Regions from separate parts of the Homo sapiens genome. Here region 2 is linked to region 1. Evidence: read pairs that join two places in POLR2A ChIA-PET (ENCODE). Cell type or tissue: HepG2. All regions are shown on one strand. Links, peaks and the distances in the headings refer to the core of each region. The heading gives the core; the rest is flanking DNA.

Region 1 (9,599 bases), core at 1,017-9,016:
ACACATGTTTGCATCTCACTTGTATGTTCCTTACATGTTTACTTAATTATTGGGAAGGTGTATTAATGTCCTGTTGCTACTATAATGGACCACCACAAACTCGGTGCTTCTATGCTGCAAACCTAAGATTATAGGCAGTCATAACACAGTGTTAAGTATTTGTGTATCTAAACATAGAAATGGTTCAGTAAAAATACAGTGTTGTAATCTTATGGGACTGCCGTTGTGTGTGCAGTCCATTGTCATGTGATAGTGATTAAGGGAGGTGGACATTTTTGTGTTTGCTTATTTCCATAAGCTCAAGGGTAAAGCTTCCCAATCAGCCTTTAGGACAGAGGTAAGAACTGGTTGGTGGCCTGGAGCCTGGATCTGGCCTCCAGATGTTTTTTGTATGGACCACACAAAAATGGTCTATAGTGGGATTTTTTTTCTTTTTTTTTTTGTCAGACTACTTGCCAGCATACTAAAATCAGGATATTTTACTTAAATGTAGATTTATGACAGTTTTGAAAAATCAGAATGAGTATTGTAGACTAAATGTTTATGTCTTCCCCAAAAATTCCTATGTTGAAACCCTAATCTTAAGGTCATGGTATTTGGACATGGTTGTGTCCCCACTGAAATCTCATCTTGAACTATAGTTCCCATGATCCCCATGTCTTGTGGGAGGGACCCGGTGGGAGATAATTGAATCATGCTGTTCTCACGATAATGAGTGAGTTCTCATGAGATCTGATGGTTTTATAAGGGGCTTTCTTCCCTTTTGCTTGGCACTTCTCTTACTGCTGTCATGTGAAGAAGGACGTGTTTGCTTCCTCTCCTGCCATGATTGTAAGTTTCCTGAGGTCTCCCCAGCCACGTGGAACTGTGAGTCAATTAAACCTCTTTCCTTTATAAATTTCCCAGTCTTCGATATGTCCTTATAGCAGCATGAAAACAGACTAATACAGGGGCCTCTGGGAGGTGATTAGATCATGAGGGTGGAGCCCTCATAAGTAAGATTTGTGCCCTGATGAGAAGAGGATAGAAAGGTAGCTAACTTTCCTTAAGCTATGTGAATGTGAGAACACAGTGGGAAGGCAGCCATCTGTAACTAGTAGGAGGGCCCTCCCCAAGAACGTGACCATGCTGCCACCTTGACCTTGGACTTTAAGCCTCCAGAACTGTGTTAAAGAAATGTCTGCTATTTAAGCCACTCGGTCCATGATATTTTGTTGCTGCAGCTTCAGCTGACTATGGCTTATGTCTATCAAGGAACATAGTTGCACTGAGGTTGAACAGAGCTGTTCCTATAGGCTGACCCCCTGTAGGCAGGCACAGGCTATTTTCCATGGTCAGTTTACCTGCCTGCTTCCTGTAGAGGCTTGAGCTTGGTTTAGAGTCTGCAATGAAAACTGTGTGATGATATTGGACTCACTGGCTCATAGCCACTGCCACGCCCTTATTCAGTCTTTTGTGCAATTAACAAACATTTATTGACTACTGAGTACCAGGTGCTAAGACTTCAGTGTAGAAACAGGCAGGGTCCCTGCCCTTGTGGAGGATACAAAACACACCAAAATGCAGTCAGCTTCACTGAATGACAGAGATATGATCTGAGAAGTGTGTCAGGCAGTGTCATCGTTGTGCAACCCTCATAGGATGTACTTACAAATCCTACGTGGTATAACCCATTATACACAGAGGCTGTATGGGATAGCCTGTTGCTTCCAGGCTGCAAACTTGTATAGCATGGTACCGAACTGAATACTATAGGCAGTCATAACACAATGGTAAGTATTTGTGTATCTAAACACAGAAGTGGTACAGTAAAAATACAGTGTTGTAATCTTATGGGACCGCCGTTGTATCTGCACTCCATTGTTGACCAATGTGTTGTTATGCAGTGTGTGACTGTACCAGCAGCTTGATCTTTGTGCTTCTAGAGAACATTTAAATTGATTCGCTTTTGTGAGACAGGGTCTTGCTCTGTTACCCAGGCTTCAGTGCATCAGCGTGATCATAGCTCACTGTAGCCTCTCCCTCCTGGGCCAAGTGATCCTCTCACCTCAGCCTCCTGAGTAGCTTGGACTACAGGCATGCACCACCATTCCTGGCTAATTTCTTTTGTATTTTTAATAGAGATGAGGTCTTGCTATGTTGCCCATGCTGGTCTTGAACTCGTGGGCTCAAGCAGTACACTTGCCTCAGCCTCCCAAAGTACTGGGATTACAGGTGTGAGCCACCACATCTGGCGAAACTCTGGGTAGTTTCTAATTATTTCTGTATTTCTATTTGTATTTAAAAGTACAGGATACTAAAATGTTTTTTTTTTCTTTTTTGAGATGGAGTCTCACTCTGTCGCCCAGGATGGAGTGCAATGGCCCGATCTTGGCTCACTGCAACCTCCACGTCCCAGGTTCAAGCGATTCTCCTGCCTCAGCCTCCTGAGTAGCTGGGATTACAGGTGTGTGTGCCACCACGCCCAGCTATTTTTTTTGTATTTTTAGTAGAGATGGGGTTTCACCATGTTGGCCAGGACGGTGTTGAACTCCTGACCTCGTGATCCTCCTACGTCGGCCTCCCAAAGTGCTGGGATTACAGGCGTGAGCCACCGCGCCTGGCAAGGATTTTTTTTTTTTCATACTTGAGGAAACATCTAACAGCAAATATGTTCTTATAAGTTAAAAAGAACTTTTGCTATTTTGAATGACACTCTCATTAAGTCTTACTACTAGTCTCTGATTTTTCTTTTTTCTTTTTCTTTTTCTTTTTTTTTTTTTTTGAGACAGAGTCTCACTCTGTCGCCCAGGCTGGAGTGCAGTGGTGCTATCTTGGCTCACTGCAAGCTCCACCTCCCGGGTTCACGCCATTCTCCTGCCTCAGCCTCCCGAGTAGCTGGGACTACAGGTGCCCGCCACCACGCCCGGCTAATTTTTTTGTATTTTTTAGTAGAGACGGGGTTTCACCGTGTTAGCAAGGATGGTCTTGATCTCCTGACCTCGTGATCTGCCCACCTCAGCCTCCCAAAGTGCTGGGATTACAGGCGTGAGCCACCACGCCCGGCCTTGATTTTTCTTAACCTTTATTTCCAATTATGCATCTTCTGAGTAACTATAAAGAAAAGCAAAATCTACAGTAGGTATGGAGTGAGTGCAGAGTCACCATCAGCTTGAACAAATGTGTGTATCTGTGGTCAAGTTTAATTGCTTCTTCTGTAATTTATATTAATCACGCTTCCATTGCTTGCCTTTTGTTAATACGTATGCGGCCATGTGATGATTTTTTAAAAGGTCATCCAGTATCTTGATGTCCAGTCCATGCTTATAACCTGAGCAGTTTATGTACTCTTGAGATGGTATGTGCTAAAAATGAGTAGCTAGTCTGAGTGGCAGCCTTACCCATTTTATTTTGTGGGCAGATTTCTTTTACAGTTCTGGCTGGGTTTCTTTTAGTTGGCTTCTTTGCTTTGCTCCTGTTACGACTTAGCCCTGTAGCTCTGGGCTCTTCGATTCTCACGTGCTGATGGTGTAGCTGAGCTCTGCTAATGCTGGTTATTAATCTGACAATCTATACCAGGGAGGTTTTATAATTGCCATAATTCTTATTTGCTCCATTCCATTTCCCAGCTTCTCAAATGGGGTGGCAGCTGCAAAGCACAGTATTTGAACATGAAGTAGAGAATCGTCACTTCAGCTTATGATTTTACATTCTGTCAAGGCTGCAGGGAAAGCGGTCATGTTTCTGGATGGTATTTGGATCTACAAATTCCAAGCAAACTTTTTACTTCTTATTATGTAAAATGGAAGGGTTAGCCAAATTAAGATCTCACCATCAACCTTGAGGGAGTGACTTCTACATGCCGTGTATTACTGGTTATAAAGCTAGTCTTGTTTGGATTGAAGAATTTAATCATATTTAACTTTTCAAAGGATGCTTTTTAAAAAACCTTATCCGCGTGTTATGTTTAAACTGAGAAGTACCTGAAAGTGAAAATTTTATTTATTTTTACTTTTTTTGAAAGATGGAGTCTTGCACTGTCACCCAGGCTTGAGTGCAGTGGCTCAATCTCGGCTCAGTGCAAGGTCCACCTCCTGGGTAAAGGAGATTCTCCTGCTTCAGCTTCCCAACTAGCTGGGACAACAGGTGTGTGCCACCACGTCCAGCTAATTTTTGTATTTTTATTAGAGACGGGGTTTCACCATGTTGGCCAGGCTGGTCTTGAACTCCTAACCTCAAGTGATCTGCCCGCCTTGGCCTCCCAAAGTGCTGGGATTACAGGCTCACGCCACCATGCCTAGCTGATTTTTGTATTTTTAGTAGAGATGGGGTTTCACCATGTTGGCCAGGCTGGTCTGGAACTCCTGACCTCAGGTGATCCACCCGCCTCGGCCTCCCAAAGTAGTGGAATCACAGACATGAGCCACCATGCCTGGCCTGAAATAATTTCAAATTAACCCCTGAGGAACAAATGCTCATGACTTTCAATGAATAGAAAAATCAGACTGCTAGAACCTCCAGACTGCATGTCATGCGTAGAAGTAGAATCCTGGGGAAGCTAGCTCACAAAAGCAAGGGAGATACCTGCAAGGCTGAGCTGAGCTTGCAAGGGAAGAAAAATATTAGAGAGTTGTCACATTTAGAAATAAGTGATTCCAAATTTACAGTCAATGGACTGTAGATGCCTTCCATCTTCTTAAGAGATTTTGTGCCTCTTGCACAGGTATTATCCCTAAGATGTGTTTTCTTCAATGTACCTAGACTGTTTCCTTAAAGAATTGCTTTTGTATGGTACGGCTCTATGTGTCTGTGTTTCTCATGTTGGTTAGGAGAACTAACCCTTGTGACGAATAAGAAATGGCAAACATTGTTAATGTTGACTTTACTAGTTGCTCAAATATTAGCATTGGATTTTAGAGTCAACATGCTAGCAGGATGGCTTTATTTTAAAACCATGTGATAGAAAGCTATCTGCTATTATTGATAGCATTTCTGGATGGCTGTCAGAAGTCTTTCTTTAGAAATTTAACCATATTTTTAATGGTGGGCATTGCAGTCAACAATAGTACAGACTTTGCAAAGACTATTTTTTTTTTTGGGTGCAGTGAATACTTCGCAATGCCTGCTGAATTTTACCTATTCTGTAAGTCTTTTTGGGAACCGTTGAGCCCCTCTTCTCTTAGTTGCCTTTAGCCTTTGTTTTTATTATGACAATTGGTATGAAATTTTTCCTTTTCATTACTTCTTTTATTCAGAGCACACCTCTGGCTTATCTCTTCATTCTCTGTTTAGTTTCATATTTTACTTTAATTTCTGTACATCAATATCTGCCATTATAGTATTTAAGCTCTTGGAAACATCAGGCATTTGTTAACTTGTTGAGAAAATAAAGCACTCCACTGTTGTTATGAGCTGCTTATGGCAAGTGAAAAACTCACAATATTTGGCCAAACTTGGGATCATTTAGGTGTTGTTTGCAATTAATGGCAGGAGATATTTTCCTTGTTGTTAAGAGTATAACGTTGGTTTTAGAAAGCTTGATCTATGTTTTTCTCCATGTTAGATGTGAAAAGAACCAGGAGAGTGTGAGGATATTGGTAATATTGTCATATGGTGATCCCACTGTGGATAGATACGCAAGAGAGAAAATCCAGAAGAAAGCATTTCACTGAAGCCTGGGGACATTTCTGGTGACAAATGGTGCTGATGGCACAGTGAGAACGGGAGAGGGCAGAAGCAATGCACAGATAGAAAGGGTGTCACCTGCGCATTGAAAAATCCCAGTGCCATAACAATGCAGTCCCTGCAATACAGACAAACCTGACTCCCACCATTCCTGTAAATGAAGATGGGGCCTTGCTGAGAAATAGAGGATGCAGATTCCACCCTCAGGCTTCCCGTCTTGGGATGCAGAGAAAACTCACCCACGTGCAACAACTCAAGAGTCGTTATTTACCTAGCAAAGTGTTCACATGACAGTGTTTGAAATGTACCACGTGCCTTTTCATGTTTAGTTTAGAGCTTGACACTAGAGCTCTACTGTGGTTTACCAAGTGTGAGGGACTATTTCTTTCTGAGAAGGAGGGGAAGCTTTAGTTTCCTTGAATGTCTAATAGAGTCTGAGTTTCCTTTTAGAAGCATAAAAGACGTACAGTAGGCAGAATCTGGATTTTTAACTATACAGTTGCTGAAGTTATCTTCAATTCAAATCTTCTAAATTCAATTTTGTTAATGTTGTTTAGATATTATTATAGAAGCCAGCTTTACTGACTTCTGCACATTTAATCATAGGAGATTCTTCCATTCTGTGAACTTAGATTTCTTTTTTCTATCCATGACATTTATCTAAATCAGGCTTTCTTTTCTTTCTACTAAATTTTTCAATTACCAATAGGCTATGAGAATAATTAGACTGACAGTATTACTGAAAAAAAAACAAAACAACAACAACAAACAACAAAAAAAACACCTTCCACTAAAACTGACTCAAAAAGATAATAGCAGGGAAAATGACATGTCGATCTGTGATTCCTTTTTTACTTGTCAGTCCTTTTGGGAGTTGAACATATAAGCACATGTACCTCTATGTGACTTTTGAGACGTCTAGAATAGAGAATTCACCTTTGTAGCTGGAATTTATTCAGCATGCAAATGTGGGTGGGTGATTGTTTTATAGATGCCTGGTGTTGAATGATGGGCAGTTGTGATAACTATATATAAAATTATATTAAAGTCCAAGAGGTGCTTTTATGAGGCAGGCTGGAAATGGCATCCGATTTTCTTATGGCTTTTTCATGTCCATTTTGATGAATCTATTTATTACTTCTATAATGAGTAGTACACATGGTTGGTTAGCCAAGTTATTGAACTTTATCAACCTTGGCTGAAATTCACAATGCGTGCCAAACTTGTTGTAACATGTAAGAAATTACATCTGGGCTAAAAGGTTCAATAATGATTACTCTTATAATGGAATCTTCTACAAAGCAAGGGATTTCATGATATCCCTATGCTTTTAAAAAATTATTGTGATACAGTGAAACAAGGAAGAACGTGTAGCTGGAAAAATAGTATTTGCTTGTAATATACATTCAGATTCATAACAGGCTTATTTGATTCCCAGGACAGGGTGAGCAAAGGATGCTGTTTCCTGGGTGTCTGCTTTGGTGTTCATTGAGTCATGTCTCTCTCTTTAGACCTTACTGGATCTAGTCTTCATCATGGGGCCTGTGAGCTCTTTCAAATCTAGAGGACAAAACCTAATAAAGTGCTGTCATATCACATCTGTTTATGAGTTTCAAACTGAAATGAAATGTGTAGCCGTGTTATTCTTAAATTACAGAGACTTGAGGAACGTAGAGCTTTTTACTCTCACTAGAGAAATCTAAGCACAGGTTGGTTCGTTAACCTGTAAAGAGATGTTTGGGTTTTAAGAGGTCTATCAAATAACACAGTTTCCCTTTCCCAAGTTACTACCTAACTGAGCAGTAAGACCACCCATTAGGCAAATGGAAGACCAAAACATCACCTGAGTCATTCATGAAGCTGATACTGGAGAATATGTATAGCTGTGTGAGCTGGTGGGCTTTCTAATCCTGACCACCACAATTAGACAGGGTAATGGGTCAGTGCTAGGTCAGGCCAGACCTTCGCAGAGGGCAGACCCCATTCATGCAGCATGTTCAAGACAGTGCAGGAGAGCAGGGTGTGTGCTCTCTGTAAGAGGAGAGGAGAGGCAGAGCTGCGTGTGCCCGGTTCTCAATCCTGGAATTACCATTCACATACCATTCACAACATAAGTTGGATCAGCTCCCTTGAGCAGGAATAAGTGAGTGGCAGAGGGGGTCAGGGATGTTAACGCAAATGGAGATCCCTTCACCCAGAAAGACACATCTGAAATGGAGAAGATGCCTTTTTCCTCCTGCAACCAATAAGAGAGTGATGAAAATTATGACGCCTTGGGAAATAAGACTGCAACGTAAATGTGTGTCCACCCCCTAGTTTTCTTTTGGATTGTGAATCCTCACCCTCCGATAACTAGACGTGCTGTTTTGACGTCTATGCTTTCCAGCTTGCCAATTCTGGGGCCTGGCACAGTATCTTTCACCCCGGAGTCTCAGTTTCCTCATCTGTAAAATGGGAACCATGACGTCAGCATCACAGAGTTGTGAGAATTCGACAAGGTGGAATGAAAGCAACTAGTGTGGTGTCTGACCGCTTGTGTTAGTCCATGAGGAATTTCCTTACGTATTGTTTTGTGTCTAGGACCAAGTTCTTATTTTCTTCTTATGGATGACTTCATATATATGCCGCCACAGAGGGAATTACCGTTTTTCTTTGTAGGTAAAAAGGAGCTGGGTTAAGATGCACCGTCATATGAAACAGGGAAAAAGGGTTTGCTTGGGTTTTAGATTCCTGAAACAGTCTGCTGAGGGATTCTAAAGTTGTTGTGGTCTCTGTTCCACTTTGGGAGTTTGATAAAAATTGGCCTGTTTTATTTGACAGCTCTTAGGTAGTGTGCAAAATTGTCAACAGATAATAAAAGTTTTTTGCAAAGCTATGGCTCTATGTGCTGTACTTGAGCAGTATCCATACTCTTAATAGAATTGATATATGAAAGCAGGTCTTTTTCCTTATCCGTTTAGACCTAAATCTTATCCATAGTGTGTGGATATCACAAACAGCACAAGAGGAAGTGAAAGGAACAGAGTGGGTGAGCAAACCATTGTTCAAAGGAAACAGAACCTCGCTCAAGGAAAATGAGAATTCTTCTGATCAGCTTCTATAATGGATGCAATGAGGAAAGTTGTCTAGCAGACTGTTCTTGGCCAACTGTCTAAATGGCTCGCTGCATCCTCTTCACGAGAGCTGATGGTAGGACTGTAGAAGAGTCACAAAACATCACATGACAACGCCAGTCCCTCTGATAATCCTGCAAGAGCCAGCCCAGTTTTGCTGACAGCACAGTCTGCTGTTTAATTATTGTGTGTTCAATGACTTACCTCTTTTTAGTTTAATTAAAATTATTTCTCAGATTAAGAGCCATGCTATGATGCTTGCCAACGGATATTTAAAACATGTAACTGATTTGTTTTTTATAATGCTTCAGGAGAACTCAGTTGAGCAGTAAAGATGTGCTCGTGATGTGGTTAGCTCAGAATAAGGATGTGAAAACCAAAAGGGAAAGGAGGACAGGAGTGAATCTGGCACTTATCTTTCAGTGGGGCCTGAGTGCAAATTCTTCCTACCTTCCATATGAGAGAATAGGGAAAATTAAAGAATAAATGTCTCTGGGTTTAATGCAACTTTACTAAGGAATGAAAGTCCGATAAGAATCCATATCTTTTGAAAGAAGATTTTTTAAATTCCTTATTTTTCCTTTCTGCATGGTCATAAAACACACTGGGGACAGCCCACCCTGAGAAGTCACCAGGCATCTGCCTGCCTTCAGTAGCAATCACCCAACTGCTGTAGACCGTAATCAAGCTTTCAAGAACCACGTGCAGCACGCTGCGGGAGAGTCCCAGCGAAGTGCTTAATGCGCCACTCCACGGATGTGAGTGGGGAGCAAGTGCTCAAAATGGGGCTTCTGAATTGCAATCATCATTTGGCATCTCTAT
Region 2 (9,599 bases), core at 657-8,656, 150 kb after region 1:
TTCGCAAAGGGAAATAACTCTTCTGCTAACCCTCCTGCCCAACCTGAGATGAAGTATCAGGGGATGCAGTATGGATGTATTTTCCTGACGATTGGTCCTTCTGTCCTGGGACCCAGGTGTGAGTGCATAGGGAAAAGGGAGGAGAAATTTAATCCTGTAACTATCTCCTTATGGAAAACAGGAAACCACAGATGAATCAAATGAATCCGTTTCCCCTCTTTCTGATCCTCTGCAAAAGTCATCAAAATCACTCTGTTCTCACCAGGCAACTGGAGTTTCGTCAGCTGAGTCTAGAGTGTTCCAGGCAGTTACAGCTAATCATGGCAGGCTCTACCCAACTGGGGGAACAATTTAGCTGTTGTGGGATTTCCCTTTAAATTAAATATGTTCTTCAGGTACAGTTTTTTAAAACCAGTTTTTCTCCCCCACTTTTAACCTACTTTATCGTCCATTGCTGGGCCTAGAATTGCATGTCCATTGGCATGGCTGACGTTATATATAAATATTTGGAATTGTAGTTGTAATGATAGATATTATATATATTTCACATGTTTTAAGATTAACATATTAACAGTTTGTGATATTCAACAAAGAATGCAATAACTTCTGCGAAACAGGTAAGAGAAACAACCAGTCACTTGATCTGGATATTGAGACGTTACCTGTAGGATATGTATTAGGCTGTTCTTGCACTGCTGTAAAGAAATGCTTGAGACTGGGTAATTTATAAGAAAAGAGGTTTAATTGGCTCACAGTTTTGTAAGTGGTACAGGAAGCATAGCGGCTTCTGCTTCTGGGGAGGCCTCAGGAAACTTACAATCATGGCAGAAGGCAAAGAGAGAGCAGCAGGTGACATGGTGACAGTGGGAAGTGACAGAGCGTGGGGTGGGGGTGGGAGGTGCCCCACTTTTAACCCTTTTCCTGTTTAGGAAAAAAAAAGCGCAGCTCACTGCCAGCGCTCATTTAATTTTACATAAACATGCTCTTTGAAGCTGAAGCAAATGTGACCGATTTTCAAAGTGATAATAAAATATAAAAACAGTTCTTGGAAATATTTCTGAACAGAACTAACATCAGAATCATCTGAATCATCAGAATTGTGTATTTTGGAAAAATCGGATTCATCAAATGAATCTTCAGCCAACAACTGTTCGAGAATTATGTTAACATCACATGCAGGAATGCTACATTTTCTCGGATTTGACATTTTCAGTGATGGAGAACTATTATATTTTGTAAATGGAAATACCACTACTAAAAACAGAAGGCTATAAATAGAACGATATCCTTCGTTTCCAAAGTCGATATGCTAGAGTGATGTGAAAAAAATAATAAAAGCGAGATATTTCATGGCAAAGCGATCTCAGGGTAAACACTGCACACCAGTAAGTATTCTTGGGGCAAATGGGAAAAGGGTTAAAATGACCAGATCTCCAGAGATCTCACTCACTATGGTGAAGACAGCGCCAAGCCATGAGGGCTCCGCCCCAGTGATTCAAATACCTCCCATTACGGACATGTTTCAACATGAGATTTGGGCGGGGACAAATATCCAAACTATATCAGGATCCCAGCAGACTGGGTGGGTGGAGGTTCAGGGATATCTGGGAAGGACTAAGAATAGCTTTTTCTTTTAGTAGATCAGGAGTTTCCTCTTACACACAAAAAGCTCCAAATTTAAACTAGCTTAAGAGGAAAGGGTCATTACTGGCTGACAAAATGCGAAGTTTTGTGCAAGAGTCAGCAAAGTTTCTCTGTGATGGGATATTTAATAAATATTTTGGGGCCTTGTAGTGTTTGTTGCCAACTACTCAACTCTGCCCTCATAGTGCGAAAACAGGCATAAACGACATGTAAAGGAGCAGGCATGGCTGCGAGAAACTTTATTTATGGATACTGGAATTTGAATTTCATATACATTTTCATGTGTCACAAAATATTATTCTTTCCCCCCCGCCCCCAACCATTTAAAAATGTGAAGCATTTTTAGCCTGTGTGCTGTATAAGAACACAGCCGTGTTTGGCCCAGCGGTTATAGTTTGCCAACCCCTGCTTAGAGTCTAGCTTTATTCAGAGCTTAAATATGTCATCGAGGTCCCCTCTTTATTTAATCCCTTAGTTTTGATGATCTTTTATGGGTTATATTCTTCAAAGGGAAAATTCTCTCCAAATGGGGCTGCCACTGGCAGACGAGCACTGTCCCATCTTGGCTTGTTCCCCCAGTGACAAGAAGCTGTTTTCCCCACTACCCTTGGCCCAAAAGCCACAGGGAGAACCAGGATTGGCCTAGTTTTAGGCAGACACCTATCCCTGAATCAGTCATGTCCCCGGATGATGCGGTTCTCTGCAGCCTGGGCAGTCAAGGCTGGAGATAATTCTCTGCTTCTCCACGGAGTCTGAGAGGCCCCGTTCCCTAATGGTAAAATGAGGTCCAATTTTGCAAAAGGAGGCACCTGGGGAAACATTCTGGACACACAAATCTATAGCTTCTACCGTCAATCTGCTATGATCCTTTTATGGTTCTGACGTTGCAATTTTATTTTTGCATGTTTCTAGAGACATCAGGAGGGGATCTTTTCGGGATGTGGCTTCAAAAAGGAGCCTGTTGGATGGTCTCTTACTAGTGGTCAGCAAAGAACAGTTCTTTTGTAAATTGCACTGCATTAAGAGCATTCCTGTTTCCATCTCATTGATACCTGCCTTGCGTTCTGTTACCTGGAAGCACAGGTCAAGGTAGTCTTCTTGTTCCACTGATTTGATGGGGGTCAGGATGCTTTCAGAAAGGAAGTGAGAAGAGTGGCTTAGAACAGGGAAAATGTGGCCGGGCGCAGTGGCTCACGCCTGTAATCTCAGCACTTTGGGAGGCCTAGGTGCGCAGATTACAAGGTCAGGAGATTGAGGCCAGGCTGGCCAATGTGATGTGAGACCCCATGTCTACTAAAAATACAAAAAATTAGCCGGGAGTGGTGGTGTTCGCCTGTAGTCCCAGTTACTCAGGAGGCTGAGCCAGGAGAATCGCTTGAACCTCGGAGGTGGAGGTTGCAGTGAGCCGAGATCGTGCCGTTGCACTCCAGCCTGAGTGACAAGAGCAACACTCCATCTCAAAAAAAAAAAAAAAAAAAAAAGGACAGGGAAAATGTCCAGGAAGGATGTGGCTTAGCTGAAGATCAGCTTCAGCTTGATCCCACGGGAAGCTCTGGAGGGTGAATTGTACAGCAGAGTTGGTCCTGACTGAGACCAGGGCCTGGCTGACCTATGGCAGTCAGCGATGAGCCAGTGTCTGCTGGGGAAGAGGGCGGCGTGGACATAGCCTCTCAAGTGGGGCAGGAAGGGGTAGCTGTGAGATACTAGCTAATTCTTACAGCTTCTGGGTTCACCAGCCCGGCAGGAGAATCTGGGTTGAGGAGGCAACATGACAACGTGCCTACCTTCACCAGAGAGACTGCTGTCAAAAATCACTCCATCCATGCAAGGAGGAACGATGCAGACACAGAAATTCTCTGCTGTGAGGGCCAGCACTGTAGTATTTACTGACCTGCTCCCCACTCCACACCTCCAAGTGCAGGTGTACAGACTGACATCAAACCTTTCATCCCGCCCTCGGCCTCATACCTGCTTTCCACTCTGTGACCTATTTACTTCGATGGAGTCATTTTCAAATAACTTTTGTTTAGTGAAACTCAAGGCTTTTCAGGATGCTGTGCTAATGTCTTCCTTTTTTAATTGAGTAAATATATTATACACAGCTGGGTAGGTTGTTTCCTTGCTGGCCTTACTGCTACAATTTGAAAACGGATACAGTTTTCTTTAACTCACATAGGATGAATGTGGCATTTATTCCTGGTTTCCTGTGGCTCTCCTCCTTTAGAAAACGTATTTACATGGACGTTTTTGAAGCACTTCTTAAGACATCGAAAAATTAAAAAAGAAAAAAAAAAAGAAGAAAAATCTCTTTTCCCTCCCCCAAACAATGGTTACATAGTGACAACAGTGGGTTGAGCTAAATTCAGCTACGTCAAGGAAGAGCAATAAAAGGAGATGGATTGTTCTCTAAGCTTCACTTTATTGGATATTGTAATTGACATATAGTTGTCATTTATAATCATCTGTCCATTCCTGTGAGGTGGGAGCAGTAAAGTTAATTGTGGCAGCTCATTTGCATTAATCTCACCTCTGAAGGGTACAGTAACCCATTAATATCACGTCATGATGAATTATCACAAATAACATTGAACATATTGATTAATGATCTCTGAGATTTGTATCTCGTTAAAACATTTTGTTAGCTCTTTAAACTTTTAAGCCAACAACCATTGCGTGTAGGAGGGGTTTAGAGATCATCTGAGAGGTGGTGGTGGGTGGTGGTGTACTTTGTAGGGTCACTGGTTTAAGGGGTTGGACAACCCGTTCCCATCTGATTTTCCTCTTCTTCGGGAGCCAAGTACTTTTTGTTGGTAACTTCCGTCTACTTTTTGCAGGATAGTGGTTTCTTCAAAACAGTGGCTTCTTTGATTGTAAGGTGGCTCCGATTCTCAAATGGAATGATTTTCTTAAGATTTTTAAAAATTACCCCTTCAACACCTTAAGTGCTGGCTTTCTGAACCTCTTGCCCACCTAGGCATGCCTGCTACTTTGAAGTGGCAAGAGTTATCTTTGTCTATTACATCAGCATTCCTAAACTTACATGTTAACATAAACATGGAGCTCAGAGGAAATGTGTTGTTTGAGATGAACCATCGTTTCAAATGTCACTTACTTCTTGTTTTATAAAGTATCATTACTCTTTTCTTGGACACAGTCTCATCTTTGAGGTGTTTGCAGATTTTATCTCCTGTGGACATTTCTACAAAATCAATCAACAAACTTGAGCAGAGAAATCATCATACTAGCCACACACACTCTGCAGGCATTAATAAAATAATAGTAAATTCTCTTTAACCAAGTCCTTTGCAGAATTTCCTGGTAGAAGTTTAAATGCAATAGATGCAGTAAAGAAAAGGGTTGGCTTAAGAGTTGACTTACAAAGCTTGGTCCTAACAGCTTTTTCCTTTATCTGTTTCAAGAGTCATACGATATTTGATCTTTCAAACTTACGTATTTCTTCCATTATGTTTAGTATTAGTTTCGTTTTCTCAAGATACATATTTAACAACTAGCAAAATGTTGGAAGCGGTCTCCTCTGCTGTCTATTTAGGGAAAATGGAACTGATCTTTCTGAAATAGGCATGCATGTAATGATGATGTCATTAATGCTTGGCTAGCTGGTGGACTTAAACCCAGAGGGCACTTCTGAAAAGGGGCAAAGTGCATCTGCTTCTGCTTTGTTTATAGACTGTCAGCCTTGGATCTGTCACTCCCTCAGAAGGGAAGGATTGAGGCCAGGCAAGGTGGCTCACATCTATAATCCCAGAACTTTGGGAGGCGAGGTGGGAGGATCACTTGAGGCCAGGAGTTCGAGACTACCCTGGGCAACACAGTGAGACCCTGTCTCTACTAAAAAAAGAGAAAACAAAATTAACCGGGCTGGGTGGCACCCACCTGTAGTCCTTTGGAGGACTACTTGGGAGGCTGAGGCAGGAGGATCACTTGAGCCCAGAAGTTCAACATTATAGTGAGCCACTGTACTCCAGCTGGGTAACAGAGTGAGACCCTGTCTCTGAAAAATAAAAACTAAAAAAAAAATTAAGTTAGAAGGGAGGGATTACGACCCTCATGTGTATCAAGAAACAAGCTCCATGAAGCCCCATAGGATGGCTCAGCACCAGAACGAGGTCTGACTGTTAAGCAAAGTCAAGTGCATGATGGCTGAACATTGCTGGGGGAAGATTTTGCAATTATGCATTGTTTGTGCCTTTAGCCAGTAGGTAAGGACAGTGGTACCATTCTGACGGACTCTCGGATGCTTGGTTTTATGGAGGGATCTTAAAACAGTAATCGGCCCATATGTGCAGCAACCTTTGCGCCTAAATAGCTGAGGACAAAGTAGGTTGCTTACTTCAAGAGCCCTTCCCTTTCTCTTCTTTGTCAGGCCTGTAATGTTCCTCACCCACTGAGTATTTAATATCTGTGTTTTCACATCAAAGAACAAGCTTTCTGTCTCCCAGGATAGTATCTTGTAAAGCCAGCCTCTTTATTACTTCACCAGTTTTAAGGCTTTATTACTTGCGACCTAAAGCCTGCTAGTGAATTATGCATGTTAGAACTCACAGCACCGTCTCTGCCCACTCTTTTGCCACCTTTTTGGGGGTCCAAAAAGTACAAGGCGAGATCGACGTGTGTTCATTCCCATCCATGGTATTAATCCTTATTCATTTAAAAAAATCTGCTAACGGAAATATTTCCATTCAGCTCATTAATCAATTGTGATTTTCATTCCCTTGTTTTGTAAAAGCTGTTGCAATAAATACTTTTTTCACAAGGCGAAAATCCAAGAGATGGATGCAGCCAGCGTAATTAATTGCACCCAGTTACAGGAGATCAGCAAGTTTGTGAGATTCACATGCTGCTGTACCATATGGTTGCCCAGTGGGCGAAAAATTTGATTAATGTTTTGAAGTAGATTTTTTTCAGCAAATATTGCAGCCCCAGATGAGGTGGGGGTTGTCCCCCCCTTTTACTTTCTAGTATTGTTAGACTTAGCTGAAGGAAACAATCCTCTGATTTAAAGCTTAATAATACTGTGATTCAGTGAAAACTTAACATGCGATAAAAATTACATTTCTCTCATCTCTTGTGGATACAGAAAAATAATACATGATGTCTTCGTTTGTAATTAAGGAAAATGTGATCGTTGGATTCTAAAACTTGATTCTTGATTTTTTTTTTCCCCTAAGAAATGGAACTGTGGTTTTCACTGATGCACTTTTGGTATGATTTATAAGTAGTATATTTGGGCAGACTCTTCATACTCAAAGCAGTAAAAAATAAAATAAAATAAAATACAATGAATCCACAAACAGCTTCTTCTTCATTATGTACCCTATACCTATTAGAGCATCATAAAATATAACTATATGAGTATCATAGAAAAGTTAAAGCTGTCTCTACTCTGTTATGCTAAGATATATTAGTTTCATAACCACTCAATATATTCATAGTTAATTTATCCTTTATTTTAAAAAAATGTCCTGCAGATTTTAAAATCAATTTTATAGTTTCTTTTCTGTTTTTAGTTAGAAAGTTCATTTTATCTTAGCAGCTCCTTGTCATACTGGGCACCCATTCTCTTAGGATGCTGCCCTTCTGACTTTTTTCTCCAATACCTGGGAGGGAATTAGCCATTTGGTAATACAACGGGACAAGCTTATGGTAGGTCTGACCTCAGCATTCAGAAAAACAATGTGAAATTTGTAATATGTGTCAGAACTGGCAATCAACGCCATAAGGACAATAAAATAAAATACATTTCTCCACTTTAGTAAATGAGGCTTCATGCTTCCTATGGCATAACTTTTTTGTTGTTGTTGTTTTTTCTTTTCTTTGAAACGGTTTTAAATTTCTAATTGCCTAAGCAATCTATGACACTCCTTCAATCTTAATGTCTGTTGAAATGAACTAGCATCTCAAGCAGTTGGAGCATCATCTTTAACTAGACATCAACCTGGTTTTGAATCCTTTGAGTTTTGGCAAATAGAAAATTCATCCAGGGCCACAAAAAATATCTATAATTTTGACCCAGTTGTAGTCTAGAGAGATACTTAGTTCAAAAAGAATTGTGTTATCGTCATCAAGCAAAACAACAGTATATGCTATCATCTCTGAGATGTCACACGATTATTGCTTTTTTTTTCCTTTTAAATTTTTTCTTTGTGTCTAAAGCAGTTTAAGAGCTCTAAGTGTGCTCTGTTTTCTGATGGCTTAACAAGGGACTGGCTCAATCAAAATAGAGAAGGAAAGGACGGAGACCAGGCCAAAACGGCCATCTCCTCTGATTTTCGATTCATGATATAAATTTTTAAACAAAAAAGTTACAGTGTTTTTGGTACTTTCACTAGGCTTCTAATTTTTTTTCCTAAACTTAAAAAAATTTTTTTAAGATCAATTATGTAATAATTAGCCACAAAGGCACAAGAACTGTTTCAGTAGTGGCCTGTTTTAATGTTCCATTCTGAAGAAACTGGTACAGCCTTTCTTTCCTGAGTTTGAGCTGAAACTCTCTCTTTCCCTTTTATCAGGTCGCTCAAAACAGATTTTTAGAGTGAAGCAGTTTTAGGGACAACATTTAGGAGAAACATTTCCCTAAGATTCCCTAACATTTTTTTCTTTAATTTAGCCATTTCTAATGAATATTTTTTAACTGTGCAATTTAAGTAATGATTTTTTTAATGCCTGCTACCTTCAAGACACTTCGTGTGGTCACCTCCAATTATAGACTAGGTTTTTAAATGAAAAACGGAAACACTTTTAAATTTTTATTTAATATGGCCGGTGAAACATGAACAATATATGATCAGTTGGCAGGAGACAGTGTGATGAATTATTTATGAGTTTACTTTTTTTTTTTTTTTTGCTTTAACAGCACATACATATATGAAATTCATTACCAAGTGATAGGACGGGTAACCCAGAGGTTCTGATGAGGGCCAGGACCTCATGGTCATAAAAGTAACATTAGACCTATTCCTAGTAATTTGATCTAGGTTGGCCTGATTTTTGTTGTGGTGGCAGTGGTGGCTGTGGTTGTCAATTTAATGGAATGTATTTGGAAAGAGCAAGCTTCTTCCCAATGCAGTGTTTTCCCTGCAAAGGAGAAGAAATATATTTCTTGCCTCTCTTTCCTTAGTCCTGTGTGCTTCCCCTTGATTTCACCAGGACAATTTTATACCAATCCCTTGTATTTTAGAAGAGCCTGATACATTTGCAAGGTCTCTCTTTATATTCCTGAATTTTGCATCCCTAGACATCATCCTTTTTGAGAGAGAAAATTCCGAGTGTCAGTTTTCCTTTATCGGAACCTCCTTTTATTTGAACTAACCACAATGGGTCATAATTTATAGGCCCAGTCAGCGCATCATTGCTCAGATAGAGTCATTTACCTACAAGTATCCATCAGTTAGGTGGGGGCTGCTAGATTTTTTAAGTGGAAAAAAATCCAAACAGGTTCAGGAAGAAGAAGAAAAAATCATCCTGGGGGCAGAAGAACAACAACAAAAAATTTTCCTTGGGGCCTTCCAATTTGAGATTGTTGAGTGTTGCCAAGCAAAACTAACACGCAGTGGGAAGGTTCTGCTTTTCTCACAAATTCTCGGTTAACACAAGGCGTGCCAACAGCTGGTAGAGCGAGAGTCAGGGTGCCAGGCTGAAATGGAGTGGAAGGCAGCCCTGGCTGGAAGTCTTGCTGGGAACCTGGAGCGCTGGGAGGTAAAACTTTACTTGGTGCTGGCAGCGTCACTATGCCAGTCTGTTTCTTCCCGAGCTTCAGGCCATGCTGATGTTCAAGTTGAATAAATGAGAGCTAATGATTTTTTAAGGCGTTTTTAGTGAATTGCCGTGGGAATGCTAAGTTGGCAAGAATAAAACCTAGGCGAGGAGAGTTGATTTTTGATGACCCAAAGAAGGCATGTCCTAGAGTGGTTTAGTAGAGCTCGAATAGTCTAAGA

The links. ChIA-PET counts read pairs that join two places held together with the same protein. Peaks named below come from ENCODE experiments on the same cell type or tissue, not always from the same donor. Only the 100,000 strongest peaks of a DNase experiment are listed, where the experiment ranks them.
Region 2: POLR2A ChIA-PET joins it to region 1 with 6 read pairs; 1 of 35 experiments calls an interaction of 5 or more read pairs at or near these places.

Annotation. Positions count from the first base shown.
Region 1 is chr16:78,129,279-78,138,877 of GRCh38, forward strand. The region is part of intron 4 of WWOX (WW domain containing oxidoreductase); the gene reads left to right. Among named protein-coding and RNA genes, the nearest start is that of WWOX, 34 kb to the left of the region's middle. RefSeq lists enhancers at 5,590-5,759, 9,233-9,402. In HepG2, for the core only: a CTCF peak has its summit at 5,703; DNase peaks (open chromatin) are centred at 1,893, 4,843, 5,733 and 5,963.
Region 2 is chr16:78,279,776-78,289,374 of GRCh38, forward strand. The region is part of intron 5 of WWOX (WW domain containing oxidoreductase); the gene reads left to right. Among named protein-coding and RNA genes, the nearest start is that of WWOX-AS1, 43 kb to the left of the region's middle. RefSeq lists an enhancer at 8,093-8,262. In HepG2, for the core only: no CTCF peak of the experiment used is centred there; a DNase peak (open chromatin) is centred at 5,306.